Regions from separate parts of the Homo sapiens genome. Here region 2 is linked to region 1. Evidence: read pairs that join two places in POLR2A ChIA-PET (ENCODE). Cell type or tissue: PC-9. All regions are shown on one strand. Links, peaks and the distances in the headings refer to the core of each region. The heading gives the core; the rest is flanking DNA. Region 1 has its middle 480 kb from the start of MIR4445. Region 2 has its middle 420 kb from the start of MIR4445.

The links. ChIA-PET counts read pairs that join two places held together with the same protein. Peaks named below come from ENCODE experiments on the same cell type or tissue, not always from the same donor. Only the 100,000 strongest peaks of a DNase experiment are listed, where the experiment ranks them.
Region 2: POLR2A ChIA-PET joins it to region 1 with 8 read pairs; 2 of 35 experiments call an interaction of 5 or more read pairs at or near these places.

The regions. Positions count from the first base shown.
Region 1 is chr3:110,082,621-110,088,024 of GRCh38, reverse strand. No RefSeq gene overlaps it. Among named protein-coding and RNA genes, the nearest start is that of MIR4445, 480 kb to the right of the region's middle. In PC-9, for the core only: no CTCF peak of the experiment used is centred there; no DNase peak of the experiment used is centred there.
Region 2 is chr3:110,024,440-110,029,843 of GRCh38, reverse strand. No RefSeq gene overlaps it. Among named protein-coding and RNA genes, the nearest start is that of MIR4445, 420 kb to the right of the region's middle. In PC-9, for the core only: no CTCF peak of the experiment used is centred there; a DNase peak (open chromatin) is centred at 2,263.

The DNA of each region.
Region 1 (5,404 bases), core at 231-5,230:
TTTATCATGCTGCAATTGACATGAAATTTGAATTATTTTTCCAAGCTGGGGGAGTATCTTGGAGGCATTATAATAATGATGATAGTAGTCATAAAACTATTTTATGCAGGTTCTTTCATATGAAAATTAACATGTACCTTTCACATAACCATCTTATAATTAATGCCATATGTCTTTTTTATTGAAAAGACAGTTTGGTATGATGTACCAGGAGAACATTCTTTCAAGCCTGTTCTAAATTACATTACTTACTAAAAATCTCATTTCCTGCAAGCACTATCAGAACATTACCACTTTTCTTTATAATCAGATTTTATTTCTACACAACATATTTAGTCATTGTTTACATGGAAAAGTATCTATTAATATAAATAATTCTATCCTTCCTTATCCACTTCGTTTTCCCCTCTTTTTTTTTTTTTTTTGCAATGGAGTCTCACTCTGTCACCCAGGCTGGAGTGCAGTGGCATGATCTTTGCTCAATGCCACCTTCACCCACCGGGTTCAAGCAATTCTCCTACCCCAGCCTCCCGAGGTGCTGGGATTACAGGCATGAGCCACCGCACCCGGTCTTTTTTCCCTCTTGTTTTCATTCTGTATCTGATTTTTCTTTAGTGACTTTAGATCCTTTGGTAGTCTTTTGAACAATGCTTTTACTGTGTTCTTTTTTTTTTTTTTTTTTTTTACATTTTCTAATTTTTATTATTATTTTTTTAATTATACTTTAAGTTTTAGGGTACATATGCACATTGGGCAGGTTAGTTACATATGTATACATGTGCCATGCTGGTGCGCTGCACCCACTAATTCGTCATCTAGCATTAGGTATATCTCCCAATGCTATCCCTCCCCCCTCCCCCCTCCCCCCTCCCCACCACAGTCCCCAGAGTGTGATATTCCCCTTCCTGTGTCCATGTGATCTCATTGTTCAATTCCCACCTATGAGTGAGAATATGTGGTGTTTGGTTTTTTGTTCTTGCGATAGTTTACTGAGAATGATGATTTCCAATTTCATCCATGTCCCTACAAAGGACATGAACTCATCATTTTTTATGGCTGCATGGAATACTGTGTTCTTTTTTCTAAAATAATGGCTAAGAGGATTCTATAATATTTTAGCTCTATATTCGGATTACTTTTAGCATGTGCATTTTGGTCATCATCTTTTCTTAAAGTAACTTTATTGAGGTATGATTTCTAGAAATAAAATGCATTTTTTAAAGTATACAATTAATGAGTTTCAATAAATATATATATCTGTGTAGTTATCATCAAAATTAAAGTACAAAATATTTCTATTACCCCAAAAAATGACTCTGCCTCAAATCTTTCCCATCAAAGCACCTGAAAATTACTAATATACCTTCTGTTACTAAAGATTATTTTACCTTTCTAACATTTTATGGAAATGGATTCATACAGTATAAACTTACTTGCATCTGGCTTTCTATAATACACTGTCTTTTATATTCATCCATGCAGTTGCTATAGAAGTAGTTTGTTTCTTTTTATTTTTGGTAATACCCTGTTCTACAAATTGATGAAAATTTGTTCGTCAATTCACCTGCTAATAAATATTTAAGTTGTTTTTAGTTCCTGGCTCTTATAAATAAAACTGCTATGAATATTCATGTACAAGTCTTTTTAATGGACTAATGTTTTCATGTTTCTTGAGTAAATACTTAGAAATGAAATCATTGGTTGATACAGTTGGTATATGTTTACATTTACAAGAAACTGTAAAATAGTTTTCCAAAGTGGCTCTATCAGTTTTTTTCCCACCTATATTGTCTAAGTGTTCAAGTTGCTCTAAACCCTTGCCAGCATTTGTTGTAAATCTTTTCAATCTTAGCCATTCTATTAGATGGGGAATTGTACCTAGTTGTAATTTTAGCTTGGCTCTTCCTGATAACAAATAATGCTGAGCATCTTTCTCATGCTTGCTTTCCATTCACATATCCTCTTTTGTGAAATGTCTATTCAAGTATTTTGCCCATTTTCCTATTGATTGATTTGTTTTTCTTGATGGGATTGCATTTATTTTTACATTTATCTGTCTATATTCATATATATAGGTATAAAAATATATATATGAGATACAAATTTATAAATTCTTGTCAGATATACATATTGTGAATATTTTTCTCAGTCTGTGGCTTTTCTTTTTGTCTTAGTCCATTCAGACTGCTATAACAAAATATACACATGGTAGCTTATAAACAATGGAAATTTATTTCTCACAATTCTGAAACCTGGGAAGTTAAAGATCATGACACTGGCAGATACAGCATCTGGTAAGGACCACCTTTCTTCATAGACAGCACTTTCTAGCTGTGTCCTCACATGGTGGAAGGGGCAGGTTAGCTTTTTGGGGTCTTTTTTTACATCCCAATCATGATCTAATCACCTGCCAAAGGCCCCACCTCCTAATGCCATCACCTTGGTGGTTAAGAACTCAGCATGTGAATTAACCAGGGACACAAATATTCTGACCACAGTAGTTTTCATTTTCATAATAATCACTTTTGATAAGAAAATGTTTTTCATTTTCCTGGAGTCAAATCTATTATTTTTTTCTATTATAGCAATGTTTTAAGTGTCTCTTGGAAGTTTTTGTCTAGTTATGTTTATATCCAGAAGCTTTATAATCTTAGCTTTTATCTTTAGATAAATGGCCTACCTTAAATTAATTTTGTAAGATAACAGTTTGAAGTTCGTATTATTTATGTAAATTTCCATTTGTTCTTGTTCATTGTTCTAATATTAAATCGGTGAAAATATTGTTCTTTTACCCATTGAATTATTTTGACATATTTATCAAAAACCTATTGACCCCTATATGTGGAGATCTATTTCTAAAATCATTACTGTTTCATGAAACTATATCTTTATCCTGTTGCCAATACCACATTGTCTTGATTACTGTAGCTTTATAGTAAGATTTGAAACCATGGTAGTGCAAGATTTCTAGCTTTGTTCTTATTTTACAAAAACACTTAATTATTTTAGATTGTTTGCCTCTTGAAATACACTTTAGATTCAACTTAACTATTTTTACCAAAATATTTCTGTTGAAATTTTTATTTGGATTTCATTGAATTGTAAATGATTTGGGGGAAAATTAACACCTTAAAAACATGGAATCTCCTAATACATAAATTTGTTATATATCACCATTTATTTAGGTCTTTTTTCATTTCTCTCAGCATTATTTTGTAGTTTTCAGTGTACAGGGTTAATACATATTTTGATAAACTGATGTCAGCATTTTGTGTTTTTAATGTATCATTACCTTTTAAATCAACCTCTACAATAATTTTATCCCACATATTCAGAAATAATCAAACTTACAGGGCACACTGATATATAGTTAATTCAAGTATTAGTTAGATCTTCAATTGTATTACACAGCCTCATAACTCAGTGACTATTTAGGTGTTCCTTTACCATTTCCACGACCAAAAAAAACACTGTTATTTTTAAGGCAGACTATTATAGTTTTAACAAGTGATTCTAAATATTTGGAGTTTTCCTATATTAAAATGAAAACATAGCATTACATTTTTCACCTACCTCCTAACCACTGAATATCTTAAAAAAACAAGTCTGGTTGATCTTTACCATAAGAATCCCTCAAATATGTGAAAACCACTATCAAGTTTGTTAGTTTGCTTTCTGATTGGCCTCTTGTGTAGGGTGAATATCCCTAATTAGTCCATTAGTTAATTATGTGGCATGAGCTGAGATCTCAGTTATCCATGCAGCTCTCGTTCACACAAACTGCACCATATAATATCCTTCTTCAAAGGTGATGTCCAGAACACTATACCATGCTTATGGTGTGGTCTTTATAGTACTAAATATATTGGTGATATTATCTCTCAAACTCTGACAATTCTGTATTCTCACAATTTATTCCTAAAAGCTCTTAGAATTGGATATTCAACAATTAAATCAATCAGTTTTTTGGTTCCTGGAGCTCTTGATCAATTGTAATTTCTATCTATTTCTCAAAGTTCTCAGTTTTATGTTGCACTGAATTAGAGTGCTGAAACAATGGCTGTTGCAATATAGAGCTGTTTGTTGAAAAATCTCTTCTTTATGTGCCAGATTTTATGCTAGCTACACAAGACATTTATTTCTGTATTTAGACTTTATGTGTGCCATATTAGGTAAACATAAAATATGTCTCCAATTGTAATTGGATACAGGTTTAATCAAGAGAAAAGGTCAACAATTAACATAATTGAACAGGAAAGCTTTACTCCTGAAGTAAGCCAAATAAAATAAAAATTTTCTGCAATCAAAGAGGAACGTAAATCTATGTATGTAATTAACCCTTTATCCCATTGATAAGTTCAAAGTTGTTAGTTGTACATTTTCAAAGAAGTGAGTAGGTTGCTAAAAAGGCAAAGTGCTTTAAGAAACAGCACATATTTAAAAATAGGTAGTATTCCTTGAAATTAAGGTTTAAGTCCCTTTAATAATATCCCATTACTGGGTATATACCCAAAGGACTATAAATCATGCTGCTATAAAGACACATGCACATGTATGTTGATTGTGGCACTATTCACAATAGCAAAGACTTGGAACCAACCCAAATGTCCAACAATGATAGACTGGATTAAGAAAATGTGGCACATATACACCATGGAATACTATGCAGCCATAAAAAATGATGAGTTCATGTCCTTTGTAGGGACATGGATGAAATTGGAAATCATCATTCTCAGTAAACTAATGCAAGAACAAAAAACCAAACACAGCATATTCTCACTCATAGGTGGGAATTGAACAATGAGAACACATGGACACAGGAAGGGGAACATCACACTCTGGGGACTGTTGTGGGGTGGGGGGAGGGGGGAGGGATAGCTTTAGGAGATATATCTAATGCTAAATGACGAGTTAATGGGTGTAGCACACCAGCATGGCACATGTATACATATGTAACTAAACTGCACATTGTGCACATGTACCCTAAAACTTAAAGTATAATAATAATAAAATAAAAAATAATATCTAATTTGCAAAAAAAGATCTGTATATCATATCAAATGTTTACTTATGCTTAAATGGCTATTGATTTATATTTCTTTATTTAGCCTTGCTTATAATAGGAAACTCTTGAATATATTAACCTGTTATCATTATTAGTGTTTCAGCTGATCAACTGGTCATCCCGATTAATATATATCAAATTGCTCAAGGAGTATTCATGTGTCCAAAACTCAATGATGACCTTGAACAAATAAATTCTGTCTCCTTAAACATACTATTTTCAATATATACTTTTGTAGATATTGAAGACCGGCGAAAGAATACCAAATTAAGAATTATCATTCAGAATTTAAAATGCTTCATGAACCACTTCATTTTGAAATTGGAGGTCCGCTGTAAA
Region 2 (5,404 bases), core at 234-5,233, 58 kb after region 1:
AAGAATATTATGATTGGATGAAAACAAAAATATTCTTCACTCTTTCCCTCACCAGTCAACAATCCTGCCTGGTATTGTTTATGTCTTCATGTTTCTTTTTAAAAAATCAATTAATAAACAGGCTTCTTCATCCATCCATGCTGCATTGTTATGATGTAGTAACAACAAAAAACACCCCACAAAAAACCCATGAGAGTTATAAAGAAAAGAAAAGCAGGAGCTGCACGTGGAGGTTGAGCATTTGGAGGGAACAGAAGTGTCATGTGACAGAAGTTTCACACATCTCCAAGACCTCTTCCCAATGTCTTACCTGCACTGATGAGGTTAGATGACAGAGGAGAACAGAAAGATCATATTCCATAAACACTTAGCATGTAAATATAATTTTGATAGACATTCAACTGTTTTTATAAACATATTCTCTCTCCTTTAGAAGCATAATTATGCTTGTTTATACCTTAATTGCAGACTTTATATTTTTATTAAGTAGTAAATAAAAAAAGATACAGTTAAATTAAAATTCACTTAGATAAGTATTTTGTAGAGAAGTTAACCCTGATCTGGACTTTCAGTTAGAGAGGGTATTCGTGGACATGAAAGAGAAGGGCATTCTGGAAAGAGGGGCCAGCATGATCAAAGGCATAGAGGCTAGGGATAAAAAAGACTATGTGTAAAAGGAAAAAAAAGTGAAAAGGAAGGGAAATTAGTATTTACTGAATGTCTAGAATGTTTCAAAAATTGTAATAGGTGCTTCCATGCGTTTTGTAACTTAATAATCACAAAAACTTTGTTAACATTTCATTATCCTCCATTACAGTGAAGATAATCATACACCAGTGAGTTATTTAATATCCACATTTTGAAGATAAGAAGTATGACTATTTAGAGAATAGTCTGTGTCACAGGAATTTACAATATACATGTGAATGTAGAAAGAAGCTAAAAATGTTTACTAAATTATAGAAGCCATTGATTGCTGTATTCATTCTCTATGGCTGTGTAATAAATTATCACAACTTTAGTGTTTAAGACAACACACATTTATTGTCTCACAATTTCTGTGGGTCAGGAGCCTGGGCACAGCTTGGTTGACTTATCTGTCGAGGGTCTCAACAGCCATGTTCAAGGCTTCAGTCAGTTGCATTCTTATCTGGAGGCTCAACTGGGGAAGAACTCAGTGTCCCGCTCACATAGTTGTTGGTACTATTCAGTTTCTTACAGCTCTTAAAACTGAACATCAGTTGCTTTTGCTGACTATTGGCTAGAAGTCACCCTGAGCTCCTAGTGCCCACCCTTAACTTCTAGAGACCCACCACAAGTCCTTTCTCTATGGGTGTTCATACTATGACCATTTACTTCATTAGACACCAGAAAGAATCTCTAGAGTAATTATGCTAGCAAAACATTACATAATCGTGAAAATAACTGGTCATGATCTTTGACATATACCACTGTTTGGGAGCAAGTTACAGATGCTGCTCACATTTAAGAGAAGGGAATAATACATGCATGAGCACCAATTGGTAGAGATAAAGTAAGGTACACCCTAGTGTCTGTCTGCCATGATTACCATCATAATAAAACTAAGATTGACTGTAGTAAAATATAAACTTATTAAAGATTTTTGAGTAAGGGAGTGAAATAATCAGAACTGTGCTGAAAGAAGAAGAAAATTAGAGTTTGCTTCTAAATAGAAATAGGAAGATTAAAGAAATAAAACTTGAAAGCATTGTCTTGATTGCCTTTATAATATTAGGCCCTAACTCATGGGGTGATCCCAAATCTATTCTCTTCTGGCCATTTGCAAATTGAGGGGCACCATACATTGCCTATGTGATGCCCATTCTAATGTGAAGAATTAACACCATCTCCTTCCAGTGTGTCTCAATGGCAATAAATAACGAGAGTAAGAAAGGCAATAAAGAAATACAGCATGCTCCCTTGAGGGACTCCTGGTTGCTAAGATGCGTGATGCCTTGAGAATTCTGCATTGTTTAACTTTTGCACAGTGGTTTAGTTTGCAAACTGGTCTGTGGGGTTAAATATGACCCAAGGAAAATAGCAACTTGCAGAGAAAGTGACATGAAATTTAACCAGGGGAAAACCACAAATAAAGTCTATGGCTAGGTTTCCAGGCAAGAGAATAAAGTGTTTAAATTTACCAGAGGAAGACACAGAGTGAAATCGGCTAAGGAACTGATTAACCTAATCATAAACCAAGCATGTGGCAACTATACTGATAATTGCACTCCAGTGAGTCACTTATAATGCTATTACAGTGCACATTAGTCACCCTGCTGCCCTACTTGCCCAAAATATACTGCACATCGCCAGTGTAACAGCTGTTCTCTGCTTTGTAGAAGTTATAAATGTTGTGGAAACAAAGAATAAAATATATACTTTCTTGCATTCTGCTAGCCTGACTGGTTGTAACAGCTCAGTATTTTCTCTCATAAATAAATACAGATCCATAGAGATCCTCAATTTTTATAGATGTTCAGGATTTTTTTAAAAATCCTCTCAAACACTAATTCGATTATTTTGGTTGCTATTACCCAGTGTAATCTTGCAGTGGCAGGAAGTATAGTGAGACTAATGGGAATAGGTCTTTAATGGAAACGATGTTGGACCACTAAAGTCACCTCCATTTTGGGGGATGTTTCTTAGTGAAGTTGCTGACATGAAATAAAACAATTATCTAGACTCCTCAGAAAGATGATATAAAGGCCTACATAATTCTGCAGGTGTGAAATAACTATGAAATGTAATCTCCATCTGAGATGACAGCCAAGTTTTGAACATAAAGTTCATTCATTCTACAAATGTTTCTTGTGATCCTAACCATTACACACACTATTATACATGGGAGTTTCAAAAGAATAAAACAATTAAACAAGGTCTTTGTTCTCAAGAACTTATAATTTAGTGGCAATGATAAGCATGCAAATGAATTATGAAAACAAAATGTAGCTATATTTCTATGAAGGATGCACATAGTTCAGCAAAGTCAATTCTGCCTGCTATCGATAGGAAAATTTCAGAAAACAGTTGATATTTGAACTGGATTTGAAGGAAAAATATGAGTTTGACAGAATAGGAAAGAAAGAAAAAAGAAAGGTAACATTTCTCATGCTGTTTGGGACATGGAAAAAGATACTCATTTACATAATCTCATTTAACTCTTGTATCAGATTGTCAATGCCTGCCCTAAATCATCCACTAGGCTTTTCTTGGTTAACTGCCAGTTGCCAGTTTCTGCATATCTATGCCTGAAGCTTTCATTCCATAACCAGGAAAGGCAGTTATTTCTCCTTATTTTAACGGATTGAAAGCTAAAAGGAGTAGATCTAAAACTGAAAACACTTGGGAGATGGTATAGAAATATGTCAGCTCCCTGTTCTCCAGGTGGTATAATTGCAAGGTTTACTTTTTTCACAAAATCTGTACTAGTTTCTGTTGCTGCTGGAACTAAAAAGCATAGTAAGTAGCTAAAAAAAAAAAAAAAAAAGCACACACTGATTATCTTACAATTCTGGAATTCAGAAGTCCAAACAGGTCTTACTGAACTCGATTCAAGGTGTTAGTAGAGCTACATCTCTTCTGATTGCTCTGAAGGAGAATTATTTCCTTGTTTTTTCTTGCTTCTAGAGGTTGCCCACATTCCTTGACTCATGTCCACATCATTTCTACCTCTGCTTCTATCATAAACACACACATACACACACACAAAACACACACACATATATGTATGGAGATATATATATATATATAAATGAATACATAAATGTATGTGTATATATATATATATGTAACATGTGGGGTGGGAGAGTTAATTTGCCTAGGGTGGACTCGATTCCCTAATCTCAAGCAATCCTCTTGCATTCCAAGTAGTTGGGACTACAGGCATGCACCACTATGCCTGGCTCTCTCCTCATATTATCATATTTACAAACATTTCCCTGCAGGACTAAGCCCACTGCAGGAGTATCAAACCACTGATTTGATATTGCAATTCTTATAAGCAGCCTTCCTTTCCTTGTATGGTTTTCTTCCTTTGTGGTGTTTCTGATACTTTTCCCCGAAAAATTAACTATTTGTACTGAAATAAATATTACAACTAGAAAAATCCGAACTGAGACAGAACCTATGTGGAGAGCATTGTAAATATTTTTGTAATGATAGGGAAATAAAATGAAGAGAGACTAAATAGCTTCTTCAAATTTTCATAGCTAAAAACTATGAAGCTTACTTTAAGGTATTTACTTCATGTGCATACCATTCTGTTGTTTATTATTAATATAATAGTTGGAGCAATAGCTTCAATAATAATAGTAATAGTAATGATACTACTACTAATTATGATTATTAACAAACACAATAGGTATTATCCTTCCCTCTAAGTCCCTAAAGTCCATTGTATCATTCTTCTGCCTTTGTGTCCTCATAGCTTAGCTCCCACATATCAGTGAGAACATGCAGTGTTTGGTTTTCCCTTCTTGAGTTACTTCACTTAGAATAATAGTCTCCAATCTCATCCAGGTCACTGCAAACGCTGCTAATTCATTCCTTTTGATGGCTGAGTAGTATTCCATCATATATATAGATATATATGTGATGTATATATATATATATATATATATATATATATATATATATATAAACTGTGATATATATATATGTGTGTGTGTGTGTGTGTGTGTGTGTGTGTGTGTGTGTATGTATATCACAGTTTCCTTATCCACCATTGATTGATGGGCATTTGGGCTGGTTCCATATTTTTGCAATTGCAAATTGTGCTGCTGTGATTATGTGTGTGCAAGTATCTTTTTCATATAATGACTTCTTTTCCTCTGGTTAGATACCCAGTAGTGGGATTGCTGGATCAAATGGTAGTTCTACTTTTAGTTCTTTAAGGCATCTCCACACTGTTTTCCATAGTGGTTGTGTTAGTTTACATTCCCATCAGCAGTATAGAAGTATTAGCTGATCACCACATCCATGCCAACATCTAGTGTTTTTTTATTTTTTGATCACGGTCATTCTTGCAGGAATAAGGTGGTATCACACTGTGGTTTTGATTTGCATTTCCCTGGTCATTAGTGATGTTGAGCATTTTTTCACATTTTTGTTGGTGATTTGTATGTCCTCTTTTGAGAATTGTCTATTCATGTCCTTAGCCTACTTTTTGATGGGATTGTTTGTTTTTTTCTTGCTTATTTATTTGAGTTCATTGTAGATTCTGGATATTAGTCCTTTGTTGGATGATAGGCAGTAAAGACTTTCCCCTACTCTGTGGGTTGTCTGTTTACCCTACTCTTTAATTTATTTAAGTCCCAGCTATTTATCTTTGTTTTTATTGCGTTTGCTTTCTGGTTCTTGGTCATGAAACCCTTGCCTAAGCCAA